2 separate regions of the Mus musculus genome follow, and region 2 is linked to region 1. Evidence: chromatin loops called from intact Hi-C (ENCODE). Cell type or tissue: heart. All regions are shown on one strand. Links, peaks and the distances in the headings refer to the core of each region. The heading gives the core; the rest is flanking DNA. Region 1 has its middle 6.5 kb from the start of Gm40312. Region 2 overlaps Nol10 (nucleolar protein 10).

The links. A loop is a pair of places that touch in the nucleus more often than their neighbours do. Peaks named below come from ENCODE experiments on the same cell type or tissue, not always from the same donor. Only the 100,000 strongest peaks of a DNase experiment are listed, where the experiment ranks them.
Region 2: a loop joins it to region 1, with 10 times the contacts of the local background. A loop is called at or near these places in 22 of 42 quality-filtered maps.

What each region holds. Positions count from the first base shown.
Region 1 is chr12:17,804,041-17,813,296 of GRCm38, reverse strand. No RefSeq gene overlaps it. Among named protein-coding and RNA genes, the nearest start is that of Gm40312, 6.5 kb to the left of the region's middle. In heart, for the core only: a CTCF peak has its summit at 4,494 (motif pointing right); no DNase peak of the experiment used is centred there.
Region 2 is chr12:17,362,659-17,371,914 of GRCm38, reverse strand. Nol10 (nucleolar protein 10) reads right to left here. Exons shown (of 21, transcript NM_001008421.1): 9 at 9,235-9,256; 10 at 3,528-3,606; 11 at 2,300-2,449. Among named protein-coding and RNA genes, the nearest start is that of Mir3066, 12 kb to the right of the region's middle. In heart, for the core only: a CTCF peak has its summit at 4,763; a DNase peak (open chromatin) is centred at 4,744.

The DNA.
Region 1 (9,256 bases), core at 372-8,371:
ACTCAAGCATCAACTTCACCACTTAAATGCAAGGAACTCAAACAAAGTCTTCCCTGGGATCCTGACTCTGTCAAAAAATGGCTGGAGTGGTGCTAAACTGAAACCATAGAAGAATCCATGACCATGGTATTTTCATCTTTCAGTTTCTAGAAGCAGCACGATATGGATGATCCTGTGAAGTTTGGCTCCTAAATTAACGGACCCTACCTCGCTTGGATCACATTTGCAGCAGGTTTTGTTTAAGGCTCCATCCTGGGATGAGGAAACACTTTGAATACTCCTCCCATTAATTTAAAACATACAAGCAGGAGGAAGTGCTACACTTAGGGTACCTTCATAGGCGCATACCCACAAGGGCATTTGCTCCACGAAGTTCATAGCCACTTTATTTATAAAAGTTAATGTGTTTCAAGAGGCAGGTGGATTTCTGAGTTCGAGGCCAGCCTGGTCTACAGAGTGAGTTCCAGGACAGCCAGGGCTACACAGAGAAACCCTGTCTCGAAAGAAAAACAACAACAACAAACAAACAATAAAACCAAACCAAAACCACCAAAAACAAACAAACAAACAAAACCGTGTTTCATTTACAAAATGGAATACTATTCAGGTATTAAAAACAAGGACATCATGAATTTTGCAGAGAAATGGGTACAATTAGAAACTAATATCTGGAATGAGGTAACTCAGGCCCAAAAGGACATGCATGTACATACTCACTTACAAGTGAATAATAACCATAAGTACAGGATACCCACACTGCACTTCATAGACTGAAAGACACTAAACAAGAAGAAAGGCCCAAATGAGCATGGTTGAATCTCACTCAGAAGGGGGAATAATAGAGTCAGAGGAGGCATGCTGCACCCACCTCGGCCGGCAAGGAAGATACAACACGGTCGGTCGGATTCTTCTCAACAGCCTTTATTGCAGGAACGCCTCGATGCTGCTACAGGGACCCTGGGCACCCAGGGAGATCTGCTTATATACTCTCAGCCCCCATCCACTCACGACAGGCCACGCCACCTCACCAGGCACGCAGCTTCAGCCAATCAGGGCTGCAGGGGCATGTCTCCACCAAATATGGACTTGTTTACACCGCCAGCATCATGGTGCACCTGCGCAGCTCTCACGATGGTCGTGGCTTATTTTCGGGTGTATGAGGAAGTCAGGTGCAAGTCATAAGACTTAGCTGCAGTCCTGGGTGCCATCTTGGGACTGCTACCACACCTGCTCCTCACAGAGGCAGAAGGAAGAGAGAGAACTGGATGGGAGAGTAGATAAGAAAGGGGAAGGGGAGTGTTAGGAACAGGTATAGTAAGAGACAAGGGAGGGCCAGAGAGCCAGGAAAATTAATTGAAATCTGCAGCTGGCAGAGGGGGAGTGGCTGGGGAGGGCATCTCTAGAATGGGCCTGAGACTAGGAATGGGAGGGCACAAAGGGGGCTAATGAGGTGATCTTAGCTGAGATATATAGCATTGAGTTATGGACCATGAACAGGTGACATCTTGCAGTCAGGCAGAAACCCCAGTGGAGAGTTAAGTACACGAACAGAACCAAAAACCTTTCCACCCACAATTTGTCCTGTCTGCAAGAAACGCAGGCACAAATTTGAAACAGAGACTGAGTTGCATTTCCCTGATGATTAAGGGTGCTGAACATTTTTTCAGGTGCTTCTCAGCCATTCGGTATTCCTCAGGTGAGAATTCTTTGTTTAGCTCTGTGCCCCATTTTTAAATGGGGTTATTTGGTTTTCTGGAGTCTATCTTCTTGAGTTCTTTATATATATTGGATATTAGTCCCCTATCTGATTTAGGATTGGTAAAGATCCTTTCCCAATCTGTTGGTGGCCTTTTTGTCTTATTGACAGTATCTTTTCCTTACAGAAGCTTTGTAATTCTATGAGGTCCCATTTGTCAATCCTCGATCTTACAGCACAAGCCATTGCTGTTCTATTCAGGAATTTTTTCCCCTGTGCCCATATCTTCGAGGCTTTTCCCCACTTTTTCCTCTATAAGTTTCAGTGTCTCCGGTTTTATATGGAGTTCCTTGACCCACTTAGACTTGACCTTAGTACAAGGAGATAAGAATGGATCAATTTCCATTCTTCTACATGATAATCGCCAGTTGTGCCAGCACCATTTGGTGAAAAATGCTGCCTTTTTTCCACTGGATAGATTTAGCTCCCTTGCCAAGATCAAGTGACCGTAGGTGTGTGGGTTCATTTCTGGGTCTTCAATTCTATTCCATTGGTCTACATGTCTGTTGCTATACCAGTACCATGCAGTTTTTATCACAATTGCTCTGTAGTACAGCTTTAGGTCAGCCGTGGTGATTCCACCAGAGATTCTTTTATCATTGAGAAGAGTTTAGGAATGGCCAAACTATACCCTGACCAACTGGTAACCCATCCCATGGGCAAGCACTGAGGCTGGCATTACTGAGGATAATTTGTTATACTTGCAGATAGTAGCTTAGCATCATTGTCCTCTGAGCGTCTCCATCCAGCATCTGACTGAAACATATGCAGAAACCCACAGCCTAACGTTGGACAGGGCTCAGGGAGTATTTTAAAAGAGTTGGGGAAAGAATTGACAGCCTCTGAAGGAATAGGAAGGCCATGAGAAGACCCTCTGAGTCAACTAACCCAGAACCTAGGAGACTCTCAGAGATGGAGCCACCAACCAAAGAGCACACACAGGCTGGGATGGAGGCCCCCACCATATATGTAGTGGATATGCTGCTCAGTCTTCATGGGGTCCCCAACATCCAGAGCAGGACATTTCCCTTAAGTTGTTCCTGTCTGTGCAAACTATTTCCCTAACTGGGCTGCCATTTCTGACCTCAGTAGGAAAGGATGTGCCTAACTCTGCAGACTTGACATGCCATAGTTGGGGATACTCAAGTGGTTCCCACCCTGCCTGGGGAGAGAAAAGGGAGTCAGTGATGAGGGACTGTGGAAGGTGGAATGGGGTGGGTGTAACAATTAGAATGTAAATTGAATAAAGAAATAGGAAGAGTGAACAAATACATATCAATAGAATAAAAATATATAAATCAGCCAATAATTTTTAACGTTTGCCCTACTCAATAATTCAGGGCATAATCCAAGTACAAAAGTTTTTTGGTTTTTTTTGGGGGGGGACCAAGATACCACACAAATGACCTCTCCCTAAAGTTTTCACAGTCTATTTTCCACTGAAATAGTATGACCTCAACTTCGTGTGGCTGCATTACTGTCAACACTCCAATCTTCCAGACCCTACGGGAAGAACCGATTAAACTCCATGTACAGCTTTCTATGACTTTTGCCATCTCAATTTCTGATATTTTCCATATTCCTTCAAAAGAGACCAGAGATTCTGTCTAGCAGCAAAATCAGCTTTTGAAACAATTGCTGTTGTTGCTGTTGCTTTTGTTGTTGTTGTTGTTCTACCTTGCTACTCTGCTGCTGAGATGGTTTCCTCTGAGCAGAAGCATCTCAGGTAGTAAATGTTTGTTTTACATGATTCTGTCAGATCACAGCCCACCATACTGGGAGCTCAGACTAGAAACTGAAGCTAGAAAATGAAGGCAAAAATGTTTGACAAACACTACTTCCTGCCTTGCTTTCTTGCTTGGTCACTCTCTCATGCTCACCTAGCTCTCTCATCCAAACCACGACCACTTGCTTCCCAATATTGCCACCCTTCATGGAAGAGTCTTCCTATATCAATTATCAACACTATCTCTCAGAGACCTAGAAACCAACCATTCTGATGAGGGCACACCTGCAACTGAGGCTTCTTCAGATGACTGTAGTCTGAAATGTTGAGTTAAAACAACTATGACACAGAGACAATAATAAGTGAGGCAGTTGTAAAAACCCAAAACCAATGATCTAACCATATCATTACAGGACCCGTGCCACCACATCAGGGAGTTGGAGTAGTGTCTGAGCCAGGATAAAATGGGAAGGGGTCCTGGCTCAGAGCATGGAAGGATACAGTAGAATAGGGAGAAGAGAGGCTGCACTGCCCTGTGGTGAGGTGTCCTTAACCCTGGATTCCCAGGCCAGGGAGACCAAAGAGGTGGCCAAACAGCTGGAAGGTGAATAGAGGAGTAGATTGCCCCACAGACCTGGAAATAAGACTGCTGGTCTAAGGAAGATATACTAACTTTGCTGGAAGGGATGAAAAACAGCCTGCCATATACTGACAGCTCCAAGTTGAAAACTACAGAGTCACATATAGACTGAGAACAGGGTTGTTTAGAAGGGGGGAAAAATGAGGTCTTTGTCCTTTCCACCCTGTTTTGCAGAGTCTGATTTTGCCCTGGATGCGGTCATAAAGAGCTCTCTGTTGAGTGCAACTTAATGGGTACAGGTGCTCTTGATAAGAAGGATTTAACCCAAGGCGGAGGGTGAGTAACTCTATCAATTGGGATGGAAACAGTCTCATTTCCTCTCTCAGTCACACAATACTAAAGTGGCACACACATAATAGAGGGCCACAAGGGGGCAGTAAAGGCTATGCAGCAGATTCCTCCACTTGTACAGAGGAGAAAATGAAGACAGGATGGCAGCTATGAGCCATGGAACAGGATTCCAAGACTGCTCTAACTTCCCAGAAATTAAGAACGGGGCACTCCTATTACAGGCCCTGAAACATCTTCCTAGCCCTTTGTGGATATGACTCTCCAGCATATCCACTTTATGGGAGTTCCATATTCTCTTTGATCATGTCCTCCACAAGTACTCAAGAAAAATTTAAAAAAACAGACACATTTCTGACAGACAGGTCATGGATACAAAGAACAGCAGTGACACATCCTAACAGCTGGCTTTCAACCCTTCACCTGGGAGTCCTGAGGGTCTTGGGGTTCCAGTCTAAGCAGCAAGATTTTATGCCCAACTCACAGGAATCACAAAGACCAGCATGGAGCCCATTTCAATGCAAACACACAGAGGTCTTTTATATGAGCTCAGTAACAAGGACTCTCAGCAGTCAAACTACCATTAGGTACAAACTGAGAGAACAAATCTAGGGGTTTTGAGTATTTATTGTAGTTACAACAAGAGTGGGGAGTTTGCATACAAATCAGCATTGTAATTTTTTAAAACTGTATGTCTGGCATAATGTGCAGGATCCAAGCAAGGGGAGCAAAAAAAAAAATCTAACAAGCATGATGGGTAAGCTGTTTTTGTTTTGTTTTTGTTTTTGTTTTTGTTTTCTATAGGAGGTCTTAGTTATCTCTATGTAGCTTGACCCTGCTGATGTACCTTAACTGGCTGTTGATAAGGGGATTTTGTCATGGGATTTTTGCTGGAATGTACAAATGTACATTCTCAAAAAGCAAACTGTTTGGGATTTACAAACTCATCTCTGTTCCTGAGCCCCTGATTATAGACAGAAACTCCTGGTTAACCACAACCATGCCTGTCTGTAGACTAGACTTTGCCCAAAGACCTACCTCACTGTTACTGCAGACACTAATATCAGCTGCCATTACCACTGGAACAGAATCCCAGTGGAAATTTCCTCTCCTCCTGTGCAAGCCTCCTATAGATACCATAGACAATCCCCACCTGCCCATCCATTCCTGCCTCATCCCTGTGTCTCAGCCCCCTTTGGGCAGATACTCCCTGTTCAACCACATTCCATGCCTGAAAGGACACAAGGTAAACTTCCATAGATCAACTTCATGATTGATTGATTTACCCCAGATTCAATTTTCCCAGTTGTTCCAACATTGTATTACACACCATGGGCTGCTTGACCTCTCTCCTGACTATGTCTCCTTATGGATTACTAAGATCTTCTGTTCCTGCCTGTCGCTTCTCCCAGATTTTAATATCACAAAGCATCCCCTCTTGACCATACCCACCATACAGGTCAGTAAAATAGGAAACTGTCAGTGAACACTATCTTCAAATCCATGCATCAAACAGTAACACAGAAACAAAACTCCCACCCAAAAAGACAAACCCAGAGGCCAGTACCTAGGTCAATAATCACCCAAACAGAGATGGCTACACACCAGCATAGCAACATAGATAGTAACAGCCAGGAACAATTGCAACCAAGAAATCCAAGCTATGCCATCACAGCAGGTCTGAGAAATTAAAGCATGCAACAGATAAAGTGCAAAAGAGGTTGTTTGGGGGAAGGGAGAGGAGTGAGAACCTGGGGAAGGGATAGAAGTACACAAGAGGACCTGCAGACAGGCACACAGACAGGGAGGAGAAAGAGAGCCATGAGGGGAGAGATGACAGAGAGTGTGCATGTGCAGAGAACAGAGACAGGGAACAAAAATAGAGAGCTGCTATAGCTGGTGGTCCATGTATATAAAGCACGCTTGACAACAGACACAGGGGATGGAGGCAGGAAATGACATAAGCTGTTGCTAAGTCCCTAAGAGCAGGACACGAAATTACTTGTACATTGACAACTACAGAGGTTCACCCACAGAACAGGAAAGGAAGAAAGAATCTCAGGCATTGAAAATGAATAAAAATTACAAATGATTGGTATAGAAGAATATCAGCTCAGAGGACTATGATTTTTCAATAAAACCATGAAGGAAATTTTTCAAAAAATTAAAATCCCTTTGCCAAATAATAATCAAATCACTAAACATATGAAATAAAGAAATATGGAAAAATTGCAACTGAAAAAAATTAACAAAACCTAGACAAACAAAAACAAATAATGTATATATCTTTGTCAGGGTTTCTATTCCTGCACAAACATCATGACCAAGAAGCAGTTGGAGAGAAAAGGGCTTATTCAGCTTACACTTCCACATTGCTTTTGATCACCTAAGGATGTCAGGACTGGAACTCAAGCAGGGCAGGAAGCAGGAGCTGATGCAGAGGTCATGGAAGGATGTTCCTTCTTGGTTTGCTTTCCCTGGCTTGCTCAGCCTGCTCTGTTATAGAGCCCAAGACTACCAGGCCAGGGATGGTCTCACCTACAAGGGGCCTTTCTCCCTTGATCACTTATTGAAAAAACGCCTTACTGTTGAGGCATTTCCTCAACTGAAGCACCTTTCTCTGTGATACCAGATTGTGTCAAGTTGACACAAAACCAACCAATACAATTGACCCCTTGTCAACTTGACACACAAGCACATCACTAGTAAGCCTCAACCCTTACTTTCTTATTCATCCCCAAGATCTAAATAACTTTAAAAATCCCACAGTCTTTGCAAATTCTTAAAATTTCAATCTCTTTAAAATATCCAATCTCTTTTAAAATCCAAAGTCTCTTAACTGTGGACTCTACTAAAATACTTCCTTTAAGAGGGAAAAACATCAGGGCACAGTCACAATCAAAAGCAAAATCAAATTCCAACTGTCCAATGTCTGGGAGCCACTCATGATCTTCTGGGCTCCTCCAAGGGCTTGAGTCACTTCTCCCAGCTCTGCACTTTGTAGCACACACCTCATCCTCTAGGCTCTAGATGCCTGTACTCCACTGCTGCTGCTGCTGCTGTTCTTGGTGGTCTTCTCATGGTACTGGCATCTCCAAAACACTGCTGTCAATTGCAACTGTGGCTGTACCTTCACCAATGGCCTTCAATGGCCTCTTACAGTGCCAAGACTCAGCTGCTCTTCATGACCCCTTCATGCCTTCAAATGCACTACCACCTGGATGACTCGTACACATTGACAAGTCCAACCATAGCACAAGGTACCACCTTGGCTATCTCTGGAACACAGCCTCTGTGCTCTCAGAAAACACTTCCCAGAAGATGTCACCTCAATGATGCTGGTCTCTTCTTAATCACCACTAATTTCTTAGCTCCAGCTAACCAGCATCAATGGTCCCAGTAATGCAAAGTTCTTGCTTTAGTAGTTCTGGTACCTTGTTAATCACAGCTGATTCTTCAGCCCCATCTAACCAAACCACAGAATCTTCACAATCAAAATAGCAATGGCCCAGATAAGAATCTTTAATCTTCCCTCTGAAATGTCACAACCAGACTTCCATCTTCTGCACTTTTCTCAACTTTATCTTCCAAGCTCCTACACAACATCCCACAGAGTTCATAACATCGAATGGGTCGTCTAGCCCAAATTTCCAAAGTCCTTACACAGTGCTCCCCAAAACATGGTCAGGTTTTCACAGGAATACCACAATATGCTGATACCAATTTGTTTTAGTCAGGGTTTCTTTTTTTGTTTGTTTGTTTTGTTTCTTGTTTTTTGTTTTTTCGAGACAGGGTTTCTCTGTGTAGTCCTGGATGTCCTGGAACTCACTTTGTAGACCAGGCTGGGCTCGAACTCAGAAATTTGCCTGCCTCTGCCTCCCGAGTGCTGGGATTAAAGGCGTGCACCACCACACCTGGCTTAGTCAGGGTTTCTATTCCTGCACAAACATCATAACCAAGAAGCTCTCTTAGAGAATCCAAGTCCACCAGCCCAGGGATGGTCTCACCAACAAGGGCCCTTTCCGCCTTGATCACTAATTGAGAAAATGCTGTAAGCTGGATCTCATGGAGGCATTTCCTCAATTGAAGCTCCTTTGTGATAATTCCAGATTGTGTCAAGTTGACACAAAACCAACCAGTCAGACCTATTAGATTTATACCTGTCATATGCTAGAGACTCAAAGAAACCACCCTTGTTTCTATAAGACAGCCTAAGGTCCAAACGATTTGGGCATGTATAGGGAAGTTATCACTTGCCCCTGATGGAGCAAGTGAGGAGCAACACCTCACAGGTGCTCACATATGGCTTATACTTCCCATCCAGCCCCAGAGAGGACTCACCACCCCAGCTTCCACTGCTCAGCACCCTGCCCCTACCCACTGTGGGCAGTAACCCTGTGCTCACCATGCCTCGAATTCAGAGCTTCCCTGAGGTCCTCTCACAGCACCCAACAGCAGAGTCAGAGCAGGACACAGAGAACCATTCAAGCCTGCACAGCCACAGTGAACTTGGAGAAAGGCACTCGGAAGATCCTGCCACCTTCTCTGACTGGCTGGTCTGTCAGGAGACCTTGATTGGCCAGTGGGTCTCATCCCTCCTCAAGGTTAATGTGTGCTTTCCAGGGCCAGACCTTTTCCAGGTCTCAGGTGTGGTTTGCACTACATTAGCAGTTGAGCCTGTCCTCCAAGAGGTCTCTCACCCCTCCCAGTCCCTGAGGGAGAACTCACCATTCCAGCTCAGGCTAGTCAGCAGCCTGCTCCTGCCCTCTGTGAGCAATGATCCTTCATTACCAGGACCTGACTTCAGACCTTGCCTGAGCTTGCCTCACAGCACTTTTGCCTTCTT
Region 2 (9,256 bases), core at 646-8,645, 440 kb after region 1:
ATTTTACGTGTATTAGTGTTGTTAGCCTGAGTTGTTAGCCTATGCAAAATGTGCATGCAGTGCCTGGAAAGTCCAGAAGAGGGCGTCTGCGCCTCTGAGAGCTAAGTTACAAAAAGTTGTGAGCTGTCATGTGGATGCTGAGAATTGAACCTGGGTCTTGCAGGAGCAGTCAATGCTCTCAACCACTGAGCCATCTTTCTAGCCCCAAAATGCAAAATTTAAAAAACTCAAAAGTACTGGCTAGAAAAGCCAAAGTGACAGGTGGCTGGACTGTGCCTGACCCACCATTATCCACACCAAACACAGCAGGTGCCTGTAGAACCCGGTACCCACTCCAGGCAGTGAGTGAGGAGGGCATAGGCCTTCTGCTCAGCGTCTTCTCAGAACTGTTTTTACCTTCACTCTTTAGCCTTTAGAATTAATGTGTTTATTGAAATCAAAATTATTAAGAGTTTGTAAGGCTAAAGAGATGGCTCGGCAGTTAAAAGCACTTATTGCTCTTCCAAAGGACCTGAGTTCAGTTCACGCCACCCTGGTTAAGGCAATTCACAAAATGCCTGTAATTCCTGCTCCCAGGAGGTCACCTAAACAATGTAGCAAACACAAAGATACACACTTACACATGAATAAAACTGTTTTTTTTTCCATCTTTAAAAGAGAGTAAGAGAAGTAATTTGCTGTACTGAATTTATTTTATTAACGTAATAAAGTTACTTTCAGTCCTCTCAAAATGGTTTTGAGACAAGTCTCACTGTAGCCCAGGCTAGCCTTGAACTTGAATTGATCTTCTACCTCTGTTCCTAAGTACTGAGATGTCAGGGGTGAGCCATCACGTCCAGCTAATACTCAAATTTAAAAAAAAAAAAAAAAAAAAAAAAAAAAAAGAGTCCAGGCACGGTGGGACCCACAGCAAATCTGATGCTATCCTGAGCTACATAAAACCTCGTCTTAAAACCAAACAAAACAACTGGGGGTTGGGGGGGAGGTGGAGGATGGAAAGATGGCTCAGTGGTTAAGAGCACTGACTGCTCTTCCAGAGGTCCTGAGTTTAATTCCTAGCAACCACATGGTGGCTCACAACCATCTGTAATGGGATCCCTCTTCTGGTGTGTCTATAGACAGCTACAGTGTACTCATATAAAGAAAGCAAATAAATAAATAAATAAATCTTTAAAAAAAAAATCTTTACATACATGAAGTGAAAGCAGAAGGCAGACTAAAATCAGCAATCCAAACAGTACTTTTAAAATAACATTTGTAGTTGGAGGAAACACTAAAATATTCTTAAGAAAACACTACTTGAAAAAAAATGAAACAAAGTTAGCCAGGCCTTGAAGCACAGGCATGTAATACTACCAACTGGGGAGACTGAGGCAGGAGGATCACAAGCTGAAGGTCTGCCTAGGGTAGGGTGAGTTCAAGGTCAACTTGGGTAACTGACTGAAGCCCTCTCTTGAAATAAAAAGTACAAAGAACATTAAGGATGTAACCCAGTGGTACAGCACTGGCTAAGCACACACAAGGACCTGGGTTCAATCCCTAGAATTACCACCAGAGAAAGGCAGACAGACAGACTGACCAATACACAAAATTACTATGTCCTTACTATTTCTAGACCCTGCTTGTTTGAGATGGGGACAGGGTATGAATCTGGGACATGCACTGACTCTAGAATGGAAGAAAATCAGCAGCTCCCAGAACTCTGCTGGGGTAGTCAGTGAGCTGAAAGGTCTCAGGATGGAGCCAGCAAGCTGGCTCAGCAGGTCAAAGTGTTTGCTGTGCCACCTGAATTCAACCCTGGAACCCATGGTGGAAGAGTAATATCCAAGTTGTCCTCTGACCTCCATGTGCATTATGGCACATAGCCATTCTCACAGGCAGTAGTAATAAAATAAAATCAAGATGGTAGGGGCAGGACCAAAAGGCTCTTCAGAGGCAGATTCTATTTCACAGTGACTTTCTCTCCATCTAACACGTGTCCAATAAAATGTGTGCCAGGGGCCTGGCAACTAGGCTCAGGGGATAAAAGCCCTAACCACCAGCCTGATGACCCGAGTCCAAGCCCTCCTCATGCACAAGTGCACGTAAATCAGGATGCTCCGTAACTGAAGCCAGCGCAGGTCAGCTTTGCCCCAGCACAGACACACCCTGACCTAAAGTGACTGATATGCTGGTTCCCAGATGGCTGCTCAGCACCCCCTTCTCAAGGACCCACAGGAGCTGCCAAAGCACACAGAAAAAAAGAAGCACTGGGAACAGGCAAGGAAAACAGAGAGCAACTGCAGCAGAAAGTACGTACGGAGTCCTTGTTCCACATTTTGACAATTCTAGAGTCTGCAGACAAAACCAAATCTAGGGAATCCTGGAAATGAACTGACTTAATCGGCAGCCCATACTGGTGATCCTTAACTAGCAACGGCTTATCCGAGCGAAGATCATATAACAACACCTAGAAGAGAAAAGTTAATTCTAGTCAAACAAGCCATTTCCAAACTACACATTTAATACTCAGAGTAATGGGAACTGGGGAGGCAGCTCAGCTACTAGAGTACTGACCCAGTACCCACAAAGCCCCAAGTCCATTCCCCAGCCCAGCAAAACCAGCCATGGTGGCACATGCCAGTAGTCTCAGCACTTGGGATTATGGAGGCAAGAAAATCAGGAATTCAAAGTCATTCTTGGCTACATATCAAGTATGAAGCCATCATGGGGTATAAGAGACCCCTCCCCTCCTCATACACAAACATACACATGAAGAAAAACAAAAAACAAAAAAGTTGGAATAATGACTGCCACCTATTTCATAACCTTCTATGAACATGACAAACACACTTAGTCAGAGCCTAACACTAAAGTCAGCTCTTGGAAGTTTTATGACTTTAACCCTGGGAGTAGTTTTTAGATCCACTAATTTGATAATTACTGATCTATACTAAGAAAGGGACAGATATTCATAAGAATGTTTTGCTTGCTAATTAATTAGCAAATCTGTGGCCTAGGACACAGCAGGTGCTGCTGCAACAAGTGACCTTGAGTAAGCATTGTGGCACATGCCTTTGGGAGGCAGAGACAGGCAGATCTCTGTGAGTTCAAGGCCAGCCTCTTCTACACAGAATTCTAGGCCAGCTAGCATTGTATGTCAAGACCGTCTCAAAAGAAAAAGAAAAAAAAAGGCTCTTTGCATGCACACATCTTGGAAATATTTAGTGAACACAATTCTTACTTGCAGGATTCCCAGGGTCTTCAAAATATGTACTTAAATCCACTGTGACTCTCCAAGAGTAGAAAGCTGTTAGAATCCCAAATTTGGGCCACACACTCTAAAAAATACTGTTCCAAACCCCTATCAGGAATGTCTGAAGACTACCTCGATTCAACTCTAACATCAAAGGACTAGACCGATCTTCCGAGGTGCTAAAAGGACCTAGTAGTCTGGAGCACCTCTCCACTCCGGCCTCACTCACTATCCAAGTGCCTTCCAATACACATCCAAAATACTGGCTCACATGCTCACATGTGACATTTACCTGCCCTGTGGATGTTCCAACTGCCATGCTCAAGGCTCCATTAAACTTCAATGCAGAGATGGTGGGTAAGCTGTTTATCCTGAAAAGCAAGTGTTTGTCCTCACTTCAAATCTAACAAGGAAAATCATGTTACCAGCTATTTGTTTATAACTCTATCCAAACTTTCATAATAAAAAAGACATTTCCCATACAAATGTAATCCCATAACCCACCTTCATCTTCCATTCTATTCAGATAATAGAACACTGTTTTCAGAAACTTCTCCAGGATATCTTTCTCTCTCTCTCTCTCTCTCCCTCTGTGTGTCCGTGTGTGTGTGTGTGTCCGTGTGTGTGTGTGTGTGTGTGTGTGTGTGTGTGTGTGTGTGTGTCCGTGTGTGTGCAGGGGCACCAGGGGTCAACATCAGATATCTGCGATCCATGTGTGCTTTGGAATAGAATGTTCAGTGATTCTGGAGTTTGCTGGTCAGGGACTCCCAGGGACCTTCCTGTCTCCATCTCTCCAGATCTGAGATTAGTGACTGGTTTATATGGATGCTGGGGATCTAAACTAAGTCATGTCTTTCACAGCTAGCACTTTATTGAATGAGCCATCTTCCCAGCCCTCAAACATCCCTATCATTCTCAGAGAAACAATTTATCTTGGGATATGGGTGGGTATGCTTACTTCTGATGTAAAACCAACTTCACCAAGGCAGGAGAGAGAGCTCAGTTGTTAACAACATGCACTGCTTCTGCAACGAACTCAAATTTGAATTCCAGCCAGCATCCAAGTCAGGTGGCTCACAACTACCTATAACTCCAGCTCAGGAGATCTGACACCTTTGCTCTCTGCAGGCACCTGCACTCATGGGCACACACACATATTCAAAATTTCAAATCGTTTTAAAAATAAAATAGATCAACCTCATTCATCTAAAATAAAAGCCTAAGACCTAAATCTCGATGGTACTGAAGAACAAAAGGTACGGCTACAATTCTATACGTGCTTCTCATGCACCAGCTACAGACACGAGCGCCAAAACATTAAGGTAGAAAAAAGAGATTAGGTCAGAAGTAGACCAGAGCTGGCTGTGCTGATGCCTGCCTGCAATCCCTGCACTCAGGAGGCTGAGGTACACTACACAGTGAGATCATGTCCCGCAACAACAAGTAGAAACCAGCTCTGCACCCAGCCCTTCAAGGCCAGACCATGCCCGGAGCACTAGCAAGCCTCTCCTGCCACCTACAGCCTTAGCCTGGTGCTGCACTGAGCAGCGGCTGGAGAGGAGGCTGCTGCTCCTCAGACTCCATCACCTACTCTTCAAAATGAACTTCAGAATACCTGTTCATACAGAATTATCTTCCTACTCCTCCCAGGCTTATTTCATAAGGCAATTTTATCACTTTCTTCAGACAGGTTAATGACTCCTTCAATAATTGTAGTTTATGTTATGAGAACTTTTCTGCCACCTCCTCCTCCTCCTTCTGGGGAATTGCTAAGATACCAAATTCACTGACTTCTGCACATTCATTTCCTAACCAGCTCCTGTAACTCTCCTATTAATTCTCCCTGGCTTCCAGGCAAGTCTGCTGACTTTCTCAGGCAGACAGTCAATCATGGAAAAGAAAGACAGCCTGCTCTATCCAGTACTTCTAGCTTTACTAAAATTACTAAATTTACTAAATAACACAAGTGACAAGCTACAAGGTTTGTAGGAAAAGCATAAAGCTAAATTAAAAAGAAAAATACAGGGGCTAGGGAGATGGCTCAGAGGTTAAAAACACTGGCTGCTCTTTAGAGGACCAGGGTTTGATTCCAAGAACCCATCCATAACTCTAGTTCCCGAGGACCCAACCCGCTCTTCTGGGTTTCATGGGTACTGTACTTATGTGCAGACACAAACAGACATACGTAATTAAAAATAAATAAATCTTTAAAAAATACAATACAATACAATAAGATCACTTGAAAAAATCAGCAGAAGAAAAACCAGCAATCTTTAACATTTTCTTATGCCTCTGGATGTTCTTCTGATGACAATAAACACATATGGTCATGGTCATTGTCCTTTTATAAAAATGTTATAAGAGCCGGGCGTGGTGGTGCACACCTTTAATCCCAGCACTCGGGAGGCAGAGGCAGGCGGATTTCTGAGTTCGAGGCCAGCCTGGTCTACAGAGTGAGTTCCAGGACAGCCAGGGCTATACAGAGAAACCCTGACTCGAAAAACAAAAACAAAACAAAAAAAATGTTATAAGAATTTAATAAAACTCTATGACAACTGTATGTTTTTCTTTCTCACTGAAAGGTATATATCTAAAAATGGGTATTTATATACCCTTCCCTACACTAACATACTTCTGAAACAAAATTCTCAAAAGCTGAACAATGAGTATGTCATTGATGGAGAGTTTTCTTTCATAAAACACATACAATTAAAGTACCTAACAAGACGTCACTTTCTGTACATAAAGAGCTCACCAAAGTCTCTGGTAAATAAACATCCAGTACTAAGGTAGGGGTAGGGTGCTGCAATCAGTCCCAGCATTTGGGAGGAAAAGCATTAGGAGTGCAAGGCCATTCTCAGCCACGCAGGAAGTCTGAAGGCAGCCTGACACTTATGTTTTAATATAAAAAGAGAAAAAAAATCACTACCTGTGAAGCAGTCAGGTAGCTCTAGTTAACTGCTACCTCTGTTCTTTCTAATAACAATAAATCGGGAGAGGTGTCTGTGTGTCTACTATATACCAGATACCCAGGAGACTCCCTCAGACCCAGGAGTTAACAGCCCACATGGACGGGGGAGAGCCTAGCTCAAGAACTAACAGTAGCTAGACAGAGGGCTCAGTGAAGCCAACCATGGGGCACCTGCTCCCAAGCCTGACAACTGGACCCACAGGGAGAAGGGAAGAAGACTCACTTCAAAGCTGTGCTCTGACCTCTACATGCATGGGTGTGCCCTGCCCGTGCAAAATCAGTCAATCAAACAAATGTAATAAACTGAAAAGAAAGGAGGAAGAGGGAGAGAAGGAGGAAGAAGAGAAAGAAGAAGAAAAGGAGGAGGAGGAAAAGGAAAGAATGGTGAGGACATGCTGGGGAGGAGCCTCAGCTGAGGACAAGGAGACAGTGGCCACTCAATAAGGTGGTAGATGCTTATATTTATATTAGGTTTTCTGTAAAACAATTTAGCAGGAACCCAAAAACTCAGTTCTAGATGCTTGGGAAATAACCACTGAACTACAAACATTGGATATGTTCCCAGAGGCTCTGGTTGGCCAAATTCTGCTACACAGCAGGTGGGTCTCTGCTATTCTTTCTGTTTCGGATACTGCTTAGTGTCTTTTGTTATACTAAATATAATTATTTTCAAAATATTTTATCACAACAGCTGAAAATTCCTTACCTCTAAAGAACAACAACAACAACAAAAAAATCAGTACAAAATGTGAATCAATTTTCATTAAAAAAAAAAACCCCAAATTCCAATATTTCAACCATATACAAATGAGGAGCACACTTTTAATCCCAGCACAGACAGAAGAGGGCAATCTCCCAGCTCAAGGCCAGTCTGGTCTACACAGTGAGTTCAAGGACAGCCAGGGATACACAGAAACACTGTCTCAAAAAATCATAAACAGAAAAAAACAGTACTCCCATTACTTCTAAAGACCAAAGTGAAGATGGCCTTTTTCCATCCTTGTCCTTAATACTGTGTAGTATCCCATCTCCTATAGTCACTGCACTTATGCTGGAAATAGCCTTGAGATGTATTATCAGTGACTACTACACATCTGTTTGCTTTAAAACAAAACAAAGCGGGCTGGAGAGATGTTTCAGCAGTTAAGAGCACAGACTGCTCTTCCAGAGGTACTGAGTTCAATTCCCAGCAACCACATGGTGGCTCACAACCATTTGTAATGGGATCAGATGCCCTCTTCTGGTGTGGCTGAAGACAGCTACAGTGTACTCCCATACATTCATTAAATAAATAAATAAATAAATCTTAAAAACAAAAGGAGGATTGGGCGAACACACGCAGGGATGTACCCAGAGGTCAGAGGACAACTCTGTGAAACTGGTTCTTTCTTTCCACCTCTGGGGGATCCAGAGACTGAACTCAAGTCATTAGGCACACAACTTTGATCCAAGCATCAGGAGGCAGAGGTAGGTGGATCTCTGTGATTTGAGGCCAGCACAGTGTATACAGAGTTCTATGCCAGGCAGTGCTGGAGTGAGACTATTTCATAAGAGAAAAACAAGAAACAACAACAACAAAGAGAAACAAAGTCAGGTTGTGATGCTAAGGGCACACGGAACTCAGAGCACACATCTTGACATAATTCAAAGACAAATCAATGCTTAAGAGTGAGAGAAAATTAGAATGAGTAACTTTAGTATTTTGTTCTTAGTATATTTCCTGATTTCTTTTTTAACACTGATGGGTTAAAACAATGTGGCAACTGAAGAGCTGGCTCTGAGGGAAAGCACAAACTGCTCTGAGGGGAGCAGAATTAGGTTCCCAGCACCCACACAAGCTGCTCACAACTGCCTGTAACTCAAGCTCTGCTTCTAGGGGATGCAGTGGCCCCCTCTGGCCTTTTTAGGCATCTGCACCCATGCACAGGCGCACACCTTATACAAAAACAAAAAACCTTTAATATGCATTTTTTGCATTAGTTTATTCTATGTGGAAGTGAACTTCCTAGCTTAAAGTTTCTTAATATCCTCTACACCATGCCATGATTAGTGAAGTTGATTATCATTTTAAAATAAACCCCAAAGCAATCAAGAAAAATGAATGTCTCTATTGTCACTTTAAATGTAGCAGTTTAAAACAAACACGCAAGTTTACTTCTTAATACAGAGTAAGATTTATGTATTAGAAAGAGGTATCATTAGTTCGTTATACACTGGCTTGCTGCTCCTGTAATAGTGAAGGTTGACCCTGCAGCCTTGCATACTCCACAGGCACTCTCCTACTGAGCTGCAGCAGCTGAGCCATTCTTTATTATTTTTAATCAAAGATGGTCCATGTAAACATCTTTTCAAAGGAGTTATGAGTTCCTACCCTAAAGGAAATCATGCACTAAATTTTAGGGTCCTTAGTGTCATTGCAGCCTGTTACCATCAGACGCTTTACCCTCCAACATGAAGTATATAAACTCTCCCTGAAGTACACGGGATGTGCTGGAGAAGCAGTGCCCAGAGAAAGGCTTTTCTGAACAGATAAGCCTGGAGCAAAGGCCTGCCTGAGGGTGGTCTGCCTACAGCCAGCACCTGGGCAGGGGTGCCAACCTGTGCCAGCCCATGCTGGTGAGTGGATGACAAAGACTCGTTCTTACTTGACTCAAGCTGCTACCTGTGTCACATGTTTTTCCTCTCCAAGTATGTATTACTCTCTAAATGTTTAAGTGTAGACCAATAAGAACAAGAAAAAAAAAGAAAACGTCACCCTTTGCTTCCTTCAACATAGCATTCAAAGCACACGCCTGCCCAGTCACCAATCCTGGGGGAATGAAAACTAAAATCCCACGCTGCTCTGAGAAGTACTGGAGAGAAGGAATCTCCCTGGCTTACCCACAGCTTTATAGGACAACAATGCCCGACACCAGTCTCAGATGTGAGTCAGAAAGAGTTCATCCTTTGGCAATTAATTTCACACTGACACGCTGACTTAAATCAGAAGGTTGACTGACACTTATACTGCAAATTGATTGCTACTTACTCTGAATCTGCTGTGACACTAT